Linked DNA regions of Homo sapiens: regions 2, 3 and 4 are each linked to region 1. A link is a contact called in ENCODE Hi-C or POLR2A ChIA-PET data. All regions are on one chromosome and are shown on one strand. Each heading gives the region's core, a stretch centred on a gene start or an enhancer-like site at or near the end of the contact. The rest is flanking DNA. Distances are from core to core; before and after follow the strand shown. Region 1 overlaps PBX3 (PBX homeobox 3). Region 2 overlaps MVB12B (multivesicular body subunit 12B). Region 3 overlaps LOC107987129 (a long non-coding RNA gene). Region 4 holds the start of ZBTB43 (zinc finger and BTB domain containing 43).

Region 1 (2,700 bases), core at 174-2,673:
TGCAAGGTCAAAACTGTTTTCATAATTCATTAAGATGTCACATTTTCTGTTTTAACTCTAATTTGTTCATGAGTATACAATGAAGTTGACAACAGGCTACGTGAAGCATGGCATCACAACAGAATGCAGAAGGAAATATGAGAAAACAGCTGTTGAAGCCAGACATTAAAGAATTTGTTAAAAAAAAAAAAAAGTAAAACAATATCAATCATCTAATTTTTTATTTTGGAAATATAAGTTGTTTTTTATTTTAAAATGATACTTATGCTAACGTGTTATTGTTATTTTAAAATAAACTAATAAAATTTTTAAATTTCTAATACAGTAAATACTAATAAATATAACCCACATAAGCCAAAGCTTGCTAGGTTCTCAATAATTGTTTTTTTTTGCGGGGGACAGAGTCTCACTTTGTTGCCCAGTCTGGAGTGCAGTAGCACAATCTCAGCTCACTGCAACCTCCACCTCCCAGGTTCAAGCTATCCTCCCACCTCAGCCTCCTGAATAGCTAGGAAAATAGGTGCATGCCACCACGCCCAGCCAATTATTGTATTTCTTGTAGAGATAAGGTTTCGCCATGTTATCCAGGCTGGTCTCGAACTCCTGAGCTCAAGTGATCCACTGCCTCAGCCTCCCAAAGTGCTGAGATTTCAGGCGTGAGCCACTATGCCTGGCAATTCTCAATTATTTTTAATTTTAAATGTGGTATGGAAAGAGATCCTGAAAACAAAAAGTCCGAGAATCAGTGGCCTAAATCATAGAGTTGATACAAGGATTAAATGAACTAATGCATGTAAAGCACTTTTCACAACGCATGGCAAACAGTCAACGTTCAGTCAATGGTAGCTATCGTTATTGTTACATAACAACAGCTGCGGCTACAGATAGCAATGCTGAGATCAGCCATTTCTGGAGACTTTGTTGTCCCCCACTGTCTAGTAAGCAATGAGTATTTAAAAAAAAAAAAAAGCCAACTGATTCATCAAATGTAATTCATCATATAGATTCTAATTTAAATTCTAATACAATCAATAAGAACCTGTTAGTCTGAAAGACTGTATCTTTCTAGACCCTGTTAACTTCCTTATAAACTAGGAAGGCCTAGGACTAGACTTACAATATACCTTGGAGACTAGAGTTATCTTGTCCTTTGAGACACCTGGAAAACAGCAATGAGAAGCCTAAGTGTCCTGTGCACAACAAATTAATTAAATATGCATTCTCATAATAAAGAAAGGTATACTTTCCTTTGAAATACTGGATCAATAAGGCATCATGGAATAACGGAACTGTGGACAGGCCCTTGAGCATGCTTCTGGTTAAGATTCTTCATTCCAGGCATATCTAGCACACACCCAAGACAGATCAACAGGTACAGAGACTCACAAACGGACCAGTCATTTTTCACTCTAGTGGTTACGTAGCCCCTCTACAAATCAAACCACAATCTTTCTTACTTTCACTTTCAGGACACTTCCTTATGTTTCATCCTTTATTGATAAAGCTAAAAATAATAATAGTAGTTGTATACAGAGGTCAAACACCTGGCATCAAGCTCATAAAAATCCTTTAACCCTTTAGCCTACATTTTTTTTTTTTTTTTGAGACAAAGTCTTGCTCTGTCACCCAGGCTGGAGTGCAGTGGCACGATCTCAGCTCACTGCGACCTCTGACTCCCAGGTTCAAGCAATTCTCCTGCCTCAGCCTCCTGAGTGGCTGGGACTACAGGTGCGGGCCACCATGCCTGGCTAATTTTTGCATTTTTGGTAGAGATGGGGTTTCACCATGTTGGCCAAGCTGGTCTCGAACTCCTGACCTCAAGTCATTCACCCACCTCAGCCTCCCAAAGTGCTGGGATTACAGACATGAGCCACCGCGCCCAGCCTAGCCTACTTTTCTCTAGTCAAAACACGTTCCAAATCTTTTAACTGTTTCCCATTGGATCTGTACTTCCTTCTCTTAACCATTCTTTTCTGTCTTCTAAACCCCAAGATAAAAACATACAGAATTCTTTTTTAATCTTTCTTTCTTTCTTTTTTTAAAAAAGGAGACTGATCCAAAGTAGCTAACACAGAAATTTCATTGAGGCACTAACAGACTATTTAGCCTTTAAAACTTTATTTAACACTATTACCAAAAAAAAAAGTAATTTATCCTCCTTAAAAAGGACCATATTAACATTATATATGTTAAATTCAGTCTTTTAAAAACTATCTTTGTATCTTGAAATCAGCATTAAGATGAAAGCAAGAGATATTACTGTTGCTATGGTAATACTTCAATGAACAGCATAACACACACTGGTACATAAAAACCATTTTCTGAGCAGCATGTACAGGTAAATAAAAGTTAAATAGCACATCAACAACAATTTCCTCACAGGGTCATGACAACTTTTATTTGTGATGCTTATTTTTATATATTACAGTGACTGAAGTAAATTTGAAAATGTCAATAATCAACAGCAATGGTCAGCATTTGCAGAGGGAACCAGAGAATGTTCGTTTCTCCACTTTTCCCACAACTGTATTTTGGAGTTTCAAGAACCACAGAAGCGTCATCAAATATGACCATACCACAAACTTACACATACAAGAGGCATACTTGCTAAATAGGCAAACATAGGTGAGTTAGGAGAATTAATGAATGGTGGGAGGTTCTGACAAAGTAAAACTCACATCTTTTTTTTTTTTTTAGCTA
Region 2 (2,700 bases), core at 10-2,509, 650 kb before region 1:
GGGGAAGCAGTCAGTCCAATCTGCATGCTGCATTTGTTTGGACATAAAATTGGATTCCTGCTTGCACAGACAGCTCTGCCATGAATCTGTAGGAACTTTGCCTGGCAACGAGATGGGATTATAGCTCCTGCATCCTCCCTTCATATGGGAACTATAATTTTACCTGCCAAGGCAGTCCTCCAGAGCCATCCCTTGATTCTCCCCTCCAAACACACACCTCAGACTTCTGCAGGCTCAACACAAACCCACCACTGACCAACTCCCAAGGCTCCGGACTTAGGACCACCCATTGCCCCGGAATACCTAGCTGCTCAGAGCCGCCAACCCTTATCCCTCCCCAACGTCTCAATACACAGCAGGGGTGAGGAAATACTCCAATCAACACATGGATTAATTTCAACATGCTTGATAAAGAGAGTCATAAAGTCATGTGGTAAAAATGTAAAAATTAAAAAAAAAAACAGACTCTATTACCAGCACCTCAATTGTTATCTGCTTAAAGTTGTCAAGCGGTGTTAAGTGAACTCGGGTAATAGTACCTCAAAGTACTTGCAGAGATGCTGGTGAACAATGAGGCTTATTGGCAGGTAGTCATTTTCGGAATAAAATTAAATGCAATTGGAGTGGTGGGAGGCCTTTAATTCTGTGTACCTGCCCGGGGCTTGGAGCTGTAAATAATCAGCAACCCTAAGCCTTTCTTCGCCCCTTTCCTGTGGCGTTTCAAAAGTCCTTTACAATTTGTAATGGGGAAAACGCCAACAACTCAAGATCTCAAGGCCATTTCTCAAAACTCATTTGCAAACCAAAACACGGAGCCTGTTTTGCTTTCTTGGTGATTTCACTTTGGGGATATTCCTTGGAAGATATTTGTAGATGCCTCCAGAGCTGTCTGCTCAGTGACATTCCAATTGAGTTTACACAGGGCCAACAACTTCCTTCTAGATCCCCAAAGTAATTTGTTTTGCCATGTTATTCATAAGCCAAAAGGAGTGATTTATCAGCCACTGCCGGAGCCTCCCGAGTCCCCCGCGTGAGAGGCAGCACGGGAGGACGGAGCACAGGCGCCGGAGTCAGACACGTGTGAACGCCGAGCTGGGCCCAGTGCTTGTTGGCCGTATGGCTTTGGGCAAGTCACTTAACCTCAGAGTCAGATTTTCATCTGTCATATGAGGATAATTGTGCCCACTCCGCAGCACCGCTGAGGGATCAGACAGCAACAGGAAAGAACAGCCTGACCACAGCAGCCACTGAGAAAATGGGGCAAGGCTGCGGTTTTATGTCGAAAGCAGCTGTTTCTGCAGGAAATGAGTTTAGACCAGGCCCCACTTCTAACTAGTTCTGTAATTTGGGACAAGTATTTAATCTCTCTGAGCCTCTCTTTCCTCAGCTGTAGAAGAGAGAAAATAATAATACCTGGACTGCAATGACATTCAAACAAGATAAAAACATAAAGCCCTAGGTACGAACGAACTGCTCAGTAACTGTTAGCCATTCGTATTAGTGTTAGTGTTATTACTGCTGTACAGAGGGAAATACCCTTTCACGGTTGACCTTTTTCTACCTGCTTTCACATAAGAACGTAAGTGCAGCCATATTAAATTACACAATCCATGGGCTGTGAGACCCAATCCAAAGACGTTTGGTGGGACGGAAGCAATGTTTGCTAAGGAGTCACTCATTGGGCACCCAGACCAGGGTGCCCTCACACCACAAACGAACATTCTTAGAGGTTCTATTTGGCATGAGCAATCTGGATTACACACACACACACACACACACACACACACAGAGCACTGACTCCTCCTAGGCTCCCCATCTCTACACAGAAGACTGTAATTGAGGGGCTCGCTTCATCCCTCTGCATCCCTAGTGCCCTGGGAGGAATCTAGGGCCACCAGCCCCCCCACCTCCTCCTTCAGGGCAGTCCCTCCCTCCAGGGTCCAGGGTGCAGTGCTGGGCTGCACAACCTCATGCAGGTCCAGGGCAGTTCTCTGAAAGCTATGGGAGCACAGAGGGAAGGCAGCTGCCCCACAGTCCACACCCACAAGAAACTCGACACACAACAAGAACATTCTCACTGAGCCTCAGAAGCTTGGATCTTGCTTCCAAGTCGAGCTTGACTTGCAACACCAGAGATAGCAGACACCACGGAGAGCCATGGTCTGGGGGACCCAATGAGTTACTCCTCAGCAAACATTGCTTTTGTCCCTCCAAACGTCTTTGGGTTGGGACTCACAGCCCCTGGGTTATGTAATTTAATATGGCTGCACTCCTGTTTTTATGGGAAAGCAGGCAGAAAGGGGTCTACCGCGAAAGGGTATTTTCCTCTGTACGGCAGTAATAACACTAATACTCACTAATACTAATACCAGTGGCTAACAGTTACTGAGCAGCTAGTTTGTACCTAGGGCCTTATGTTTTTATCTCATTTAAACATCATAGCAGTCCAGGTATTGTTATTGTCTTTCTTCCACAGTTTAGAAAAGAGAGGCTCAGAGACATTAAAGAAACATTTTTTTAACGTTATAAATATTTAATGGCTTGGGGCAGGGATCAACTGCATTTTGCTCAAGGTAAAGATAAAACGCAACTCAGTGATACTTTTCCACATGAGTTCAAAGGTACCCTGGTGGCTGAGGGGCCACTGGGTCAGTGCACACACCTGCTGCCCACAGCGACAAACGCAGAAACTCCTCAGTG
Region 3 (2,700 bases), core at 153-2,652, 900 kb before region 1:
GTGATAATGCTAGGAAGATGGTAACCATGGTAACACTGATGGTGAGGCCTGCTCGGACAGTCCTGGCGCCTCAGCTGCCGTGGTCCATGCCAAGCCCGACCTGCTCAGTGGCCGAACAAGATGCTAAGCACAATTAGCAATTGCTGTTCTGTTCCCTGTCCCAAGACCCCCGCCCAGGGCTGAGTTTCACGGTAGTCAAACCCTCTTCCTGAGTGGCTCCAAGACTCAGGAAAGAACACATGTTTGGGGGGCGGGAGGGGTGGCGTGCAGCTTGCATGCATGTGTATGTGCGTGCGCGGAAGAGGCTGTGTGATGGGCAAGTGGGTAAGGTGTGGTGTGCGCTAAGGGCAGTCCTGCTGGTGCTAGCGCCAGGGGACTGGGAAGAGGAACGGTTCCCTTCGTGCGCGCCGGGCTGATGCGTGGGGGGCGCCGCGTGAGTGCGCCGGTGGCTGGGAGTCCGGCGGCCGCGTGTGTGGCAGCGGAGCGGTGTTTCTGGGAGGGGCGCCAGGTTCCGGGGCTGGGGGGTGGGGAGCTCCGCCCCATCCATCACCCGGAGCGCAGCGAGCCAGGCGGATATCACGGTGTCAGGCGGCTCTGCTCGCAGATCTTATCCTCTTCATTTCCGCCCGAGCCTAGCCCGCCCGCGCGGGCTCCCTGAAGGCTCCATCCATCACCTGGGATCGACGGGGCGGCCCGGGGAAGGGGGTCTCAGACTGTGCGGGGAGGGAGGGAGCGGTGGGAACCAGACCCACCATGGACACCGAGAAAGGAGAGGGACAAGTTTTTAGTGGGGCAGGGGGGTCTGGGTTTGCTTTTCCACGTGGGGGAGGGGACGCTCTCTGCCCTGGAGGGGGAGAGCTTCTCGGGCCAGCTCGGCCCCCGCCTGGGACTGGGGCCGTTGGCTGGGTCCCGATCCCCGAGTGCCTGGGGCAGCGCTGGAAAGGGAGAGAGCCCTCGCCCGCCCGGGGAGAGGCTGCTGTGCGCGGGGCCCGCACCTGGACCCTCCAGGGTGACCTGGGGCCTGGGCAGCGCGGGCGGGGGCGGGCGCCCCGGGGGGAGGCCTTATTTCATTTCCCCGCGCCGCTGAGGTTTCTGCGAAGTGTCTCTCTCACCTCTTTAAATTTTACGGCGCTTGGCCCATGGCCGCCGGGCCCCGCCCTGGGGAGGAAGCGGGTGCTGGCTCTGGGAGCCTCCCCGGCCGAGGGGTGGCCCCACCAGGCCGGGTGCGGGTCAGGCCCGGGGCGTCCGAACTCCGAGGGGCGCCCGGCCTGTGCCCTACTCTGGTTCCCGGGGCCTTCCCGGAGGGGGTCTGGGCTGTCGGGGCCCAGGGGGCGGGGCTGGCCTCGGAACGTCTCCGTCCGGCCCCGCCCCCTTTCTGGGCCTCGTCTCGGGCCACGCCTCTCCCCTGCTCCCGGGGAGCGCAGCGGGGTGGGCGGTGGGAGGGGACTGCTGGGGGAGGGAGTCAGAGGAGCAGAAATCCGGGCCAGCCTGGAAGCCCAGTTGCCACCGCCACCCCCAACTTCCCCTGGGGGCAGAGCGGTGTTCCCAAGACCTGAGTCAGGGCGGAATACTCCAGTCGAGCCAGGCAGGCCAGCCAGGTCCCCGAGGCCGGCCCGGGCTGGCACCTGCCTGGAGACCAGGTTGGGGGCTGGAGGTAAAGGGAGGGGCATGGGGTGGCCTCTGGGTCTCAGCGCTCTTCCTTCAGAACCCTGAGGTAACTGACCAGTATCAATCTGGAGACAGTGGGGAACCTGCCCTAGGTGTGGGCGTGAGAGGCGTGTGGCCTGGGAGTGGGGTCGAAGGAGGAGAGGGGCACATGAACAGGAGATAAGTGTGAACAAGAGGGGCCTGAGGGAAGAGGGGCTGTGAACCGCAGAGGGGTGAGACAGGAGGAAGGGTGAGCAGAGGGCACGGAGGGTCTGAGGAGTCACTGCCTAAAGACACAGAGCGAATAAGTCAGGATTTGAACTTGGTTCTGTCTGACTCCCAAGCCACCTGTCTTAGAGTTGCAGTCATTAACTTGATTCTACAATGTACTCCTTATTAATTCAGCCCCAGGCTACACAGCTAGCTGCCACAGATATAACTTTGTGACATGCATGTAACCAGAACAAGGAAACGGGACACGGAACAGAAGTACACGGAACAGAAATTTGGTTCTACTGGTCCGGAAGATGCAGGGGCCAGTGGCCTGGAGGTGCCTGGGGTGCCCCCTGCAGAGGCTGTGGGATGCCAGGGGTGGTGCAGTGCAGAGTGGGTGGGGCCTGGTGGCAAGATTGCAGCTGGTACTGCCCACAGAGTGACTGGAACCTGCCAGAAGCTTCCAGGCTGAAGAAGGCTCTGGAACATTCTTTTTCTCTATTGACCTGGAGAGAAAAGGTCCTGGATATCACACTCCAGGGAGGTCAGCCCCAGCATCTGTATGAGGAAAACTGGTCACTTTCACATGACCCAGCAGGGGCCTGAATGGCCACCCCTACCCTAGTCCCTCCCTGCTCCTGTGCCCCCTCTCAGGTTGACGCTACCATCCTTTTTGCCCCAATATCTCACCAAGTCCAGCTGCTCTGTCCTAAACATTTCTCCAGTCTGTCGCCCCCCTTTTTTTTTTGAGACGGGGTCTGGCTGTGTTGCCCTGGCTGGAGTTCAATCGCCCGATCTTGGCTCCGCCTCCTGGGTTCCTATGATTCTCATGTCTCAGCC
Region 4 (2,700 bases), core at 22-2,521, 980 kb before region 1:
TGAAAATGCTGACACAATCTCTGAACTAAGCATGCAGTTATCCCAGAAACCCTGCTACTGTTCCAGTAGCCCCAAAGACCTCAGTCTGATCCTTTCTTAGCCTGTAGACAGGCCTGTTAAACAGCTGTAACTCAAAGAGCAGGCTCCAGAGATCCCTGGAGACCATCCTGTGGTGAGTGGATAGAGCGAAGGCATTTGGGAAGCTGTGCAGGCCTGAGAAACCACAGGCGAGAAAAGGAGAGGACTCATCAAGCTGCTCTGGCCCTAAAATGGGCCTCCTGTCTCCCTGACAGGCTCTCCTGCACTCTGACACTTATGTTGGGCGACACCTGTCAGAGTTGAGGCCAAACTGCGGTCGAGTCACTGAGAGTGTCACCAGTGCAGGGAACTTCACGGGGTCATGAGTCACCTTCCATGGCTCAGAGGTCTGGGCAGCCCTGCCCCACCCAAACTCAGGAAAGAGAGACAAGAGGCAAAAACAAAGTTGGCAGAAAGAGAGAAACAGACAGATGGCCAAAAAGCCAGACTGACAGGCCCTGAATTAGAGTAAGGGCTGAGTGGCAGAGACAGGGTGAACAGACACAGAAGCAAGGTGGAGACAGATATAAAACAGGATCCAGATACCCCGACAAAGACAAAGTGGAGAGAAATATCAGGTTGACAGCGACCTAGCTGAAAGACAAAAAGGGCAGGTTACAACAGGTGACAGAGACAGCAACAGGGGATGCTGAATGTTTTACTTAAACAGAAGATCAGCTAAGTCCAGGCGCAGTCTTTCTCCCAGCTCGGCTCGTCAGGCCTCAGGCATTGGTGGCTCGAACCCGAGGTCGTCAAGCCGCGCCCACCCTACGCCCCGAAAGGCCAGCGGACGGACGGGGGCGGGATCTCTAAGCGCTGTGGCCGGCGGAGCTCCGCCGCCGCGAGGGTGACCTTGGGCGAGAAGCTGCCCCAAAGGCCTCGGTATCGCGGTCTGCGCGCCGTGTGGGCAGAAGACTGCGGGATTCGGAGCTGGAGCGCCGGGACCCCAACCTCCCGCGCGGGGCTTTGGTATGCCGGTCCACGGAATGGGCCTGGCGGGGCCAGCGGCGCGAGCGTCGGGGCCTGCTGAGGAGCCCTTAACTCCCCCACCGACTTCTCCTCCCCTACCCTTGCCGCCCGTGGTCCTGGCCACGCAGTACCTGCCAAGGGCTCAGCGCTCACATCCCCCGCCCAAGATATCCTCTCTGCCGCCGGCGCAGGCCTGTTGTAGCCTCAGCTGCCGCAACAGATTCAGCCTGTGCCTTCAGCCCCCGGAAACGCTTCCCGGTCCCGCCCCCCGAAACTGACAGTGCTTCCGGGGGTGCGTCAGAGAGAAAGCGGAGTGCGCATGCGGGACTTACCGTCTGAGCTGGGCGTCGGGAGAGAGCGCGGAGGTAGCGGGCGCCTGCGCAGTACACTCTGGAGCGGGTCAATTTTAGGGACTGACTACGCTGTTGAAAATAGGGGAGCAGATACTGAGTTCTAAACCTTCTTGAAACCTTGGCATAGGCCAGGCGCGGTAGCCCACGTCTGTAATCCCTGCACTTTGGGAGGCCGAGAGGGGATGATCGCTTGAGGCTAGGAGTTCGAGACCATCCTGGCCAACATGGTGAAACCCTGTCTCTACAAAACATACAAAAATTAGCTGAGCGTGGTTGCGCGCGCCTGTAATCCCAGCTACTTGGGAAGCTGAGACAGGAGAATTGCCTGAACCCGTGAGGCAGAGGTTGCAGTGAGCCGAGATCACGCCGCTGCACTCCAGCCTGAGCACAGAGCAAGACTCTTAAACAACAACAACAACAACAACAAAACAAACAAAAACACCTTGACCTTCTCCGTCTCTTCTCTAAACAAACGAACGAAAACCTTGACCTCAGTATGCCTGGCGGAGATTATCTCCAAATCCGTTTCTGCCTTCACAGCACCCATCTCGCTTTTTGGCATGTAGTAGATGCTCAGTAAATGGTCAATGAAAGGACCAGTGCCTTTCCGTGGGCTGCATTGTGCTGGGCACTGGGGTCACACAGATGGTGGGACAGAAACGATCTCTCTAGCCTCCAATTCTCCCACTCCCTCCCAAAACCTCCATACCTCTTCTCGCCCCTTTCTTCCCCACTGCCCCCCCATGTTAGTGTAGAAGAGAGATAGGTCTTTAGCGGTGGGACTCTTACCTTTGGACCCGTTTACAGACCAAGTGCCCTCTTTGTAGAAGAACTAATTTATACCTGAAATCCAGGCAGCTGAAGCGATGTGGTCATAATGCCTTCTGGATTTAGGGTGGATGTTCTCGTGGGGCCTGACATGCCTGTTTGATATTGTCTGTCTCAGTTTAAGCTGATTGGTTTCCCAGCTGTTATGCCTGTCTTGCTTGTTGTTGGGCCCTAGGACACAGGAGTGTAGCTTTCCTAGAGAATTCTACCAAAAAAATTTTTTTTTCTAGAAAACAAAATGAAAGAAAACAAATATGGAAGCACAGAAATGGGAGTGGATGCAGAACAGCTTGTCAAAGATTCTACTTCAAACATGTATGCTCCAGCTCCCCCGCCTTGTGGTTTTGTTTTGTTTTGTTTTGTTTTTTTTTGGAGACGAATTCTTGCTCTGTTGCCCAGGCTGGAATGCAGTGGCACAATCTTGGCTCACTGCAACCTCCGCCTCCCAGGTTCAAACGATTCTCCTGCCTCA

Evidence for each region. Hi-C counts contacts between places; a loop is a spot of excess contacts on that map. ChIA-PET counts read pairs that join two places held with the same protein, here RNA polymerase II (POLR2A). Pooled maps may share reads with other maps.
Region 2: a pooled map shows a loop between it and region 1 (2.2-fold over the local background). The contact joins two enhancer-like sites. A Hi-C loop is called at or near these places in 4 of 50 pooled maps. POLR2A ChIA-PET finds 5 or more read pairs at or near these places in 2 of 52 experiments (AG04450 and naive thymus-derived CD4-positive, alpha-beta T cell).
Region 3: a loop to region 1 is called in a pooled map, with 2.5 times the contacts of the local background. The contact joins two enhancer-like sites. A Hi-C loop is called at or near these places in 2 of 50 pooled maps. POLR2A ChIA-PET finds 5 or more read pairs at or near these places in 3 of 52 experiments (GM12878, Panc1 and activated T-cell).
Region 4: a loop to region 1 is called in a pooled map, with 20 times the contacts of the local background. The contact joins the promoter of ZBTB43 here to the enhancer-like site in region 1. A Hi-C loop is called at or near these places in 1 of 37 single-sample maps with no recorded cell type and 5 of 50 pooled maps. POLR2A ChIA-PET finds 5 or more read pairs at or near these places in 1 of 52 experiments (CD4-positive, alpha-beta T cell).

The regions. Positions count from the first base shown.
Region 1 is chr9:125,822,979-125,825,678 of GRCh38, reverse strand. The region is part of intron 2 of PBX3 (PBX homeobox 3); the gene reads right to left. Among named protein-coding and RNA genes, the nearest start is that of PBX3, 77 kb to the right of the region's middle. Within about 2 kb of position 1,423, at least 5 of the 41 ENCODE cell types and tissues checked have a DNase peak (open chromatin) inside an H3K27ac peak, as active enhancers do; they include CD4-positive, alpha-beta T cell, where a contact is called at or near this core.
Region 2 is chr9:126,469,735-126,472,434 of GRCh38, reverse strand. All of the region lies in intron 7 of MVB12B (multivesicular body subunit 12B), which reads right to left. Among named protein-coding and RNA genes, the nearest start is that of NRON, 61 kb to the right of the region's middle. Within about 2 kb of position 1,259, at least 16 of the 41 ENCODE cell types and tissues checked have a DNase peak (open chromatin) inside an H3K27ac peak, as active enhancers do.
Region 3 is chr9:126,721,298-126,723,997 of GRCh38, reverse strand. LOC107987129 (a long non-coding RNA gene) reads right to left here. Exons shown (of 3, transcript XR_001746936.3): 3 at 1-2,366. Among named protein-coding and RNA genes, the nearest start is that of ZBTB43, 82 kb to the left of the region's middle. RefSeq lists silencers at 901-980, 1,041-1,650 and an enhancer at 1,891-1,950. Within about 2 kb of position 1,402, at least 26 of the 41 ENCODE cell types and tissues checked have a DNase peak (open chromatin) inside an H3K27ac peak, as active enhancers do.
Region 4 is chr9:126,803,611-126,806,310 of GRCh38, reverse strand. ZBTB43 (zinc finger and BTB domain containing 43) reads right to left here and starts at 1,271. Exons shown (of 3, transcript NM_014007.4): 1 at 1,179-1,271. RefSeq lists enhancers at 97-246, 397-506, 917-976, 1,044-1,545 and a silencer at 1,607-1,656.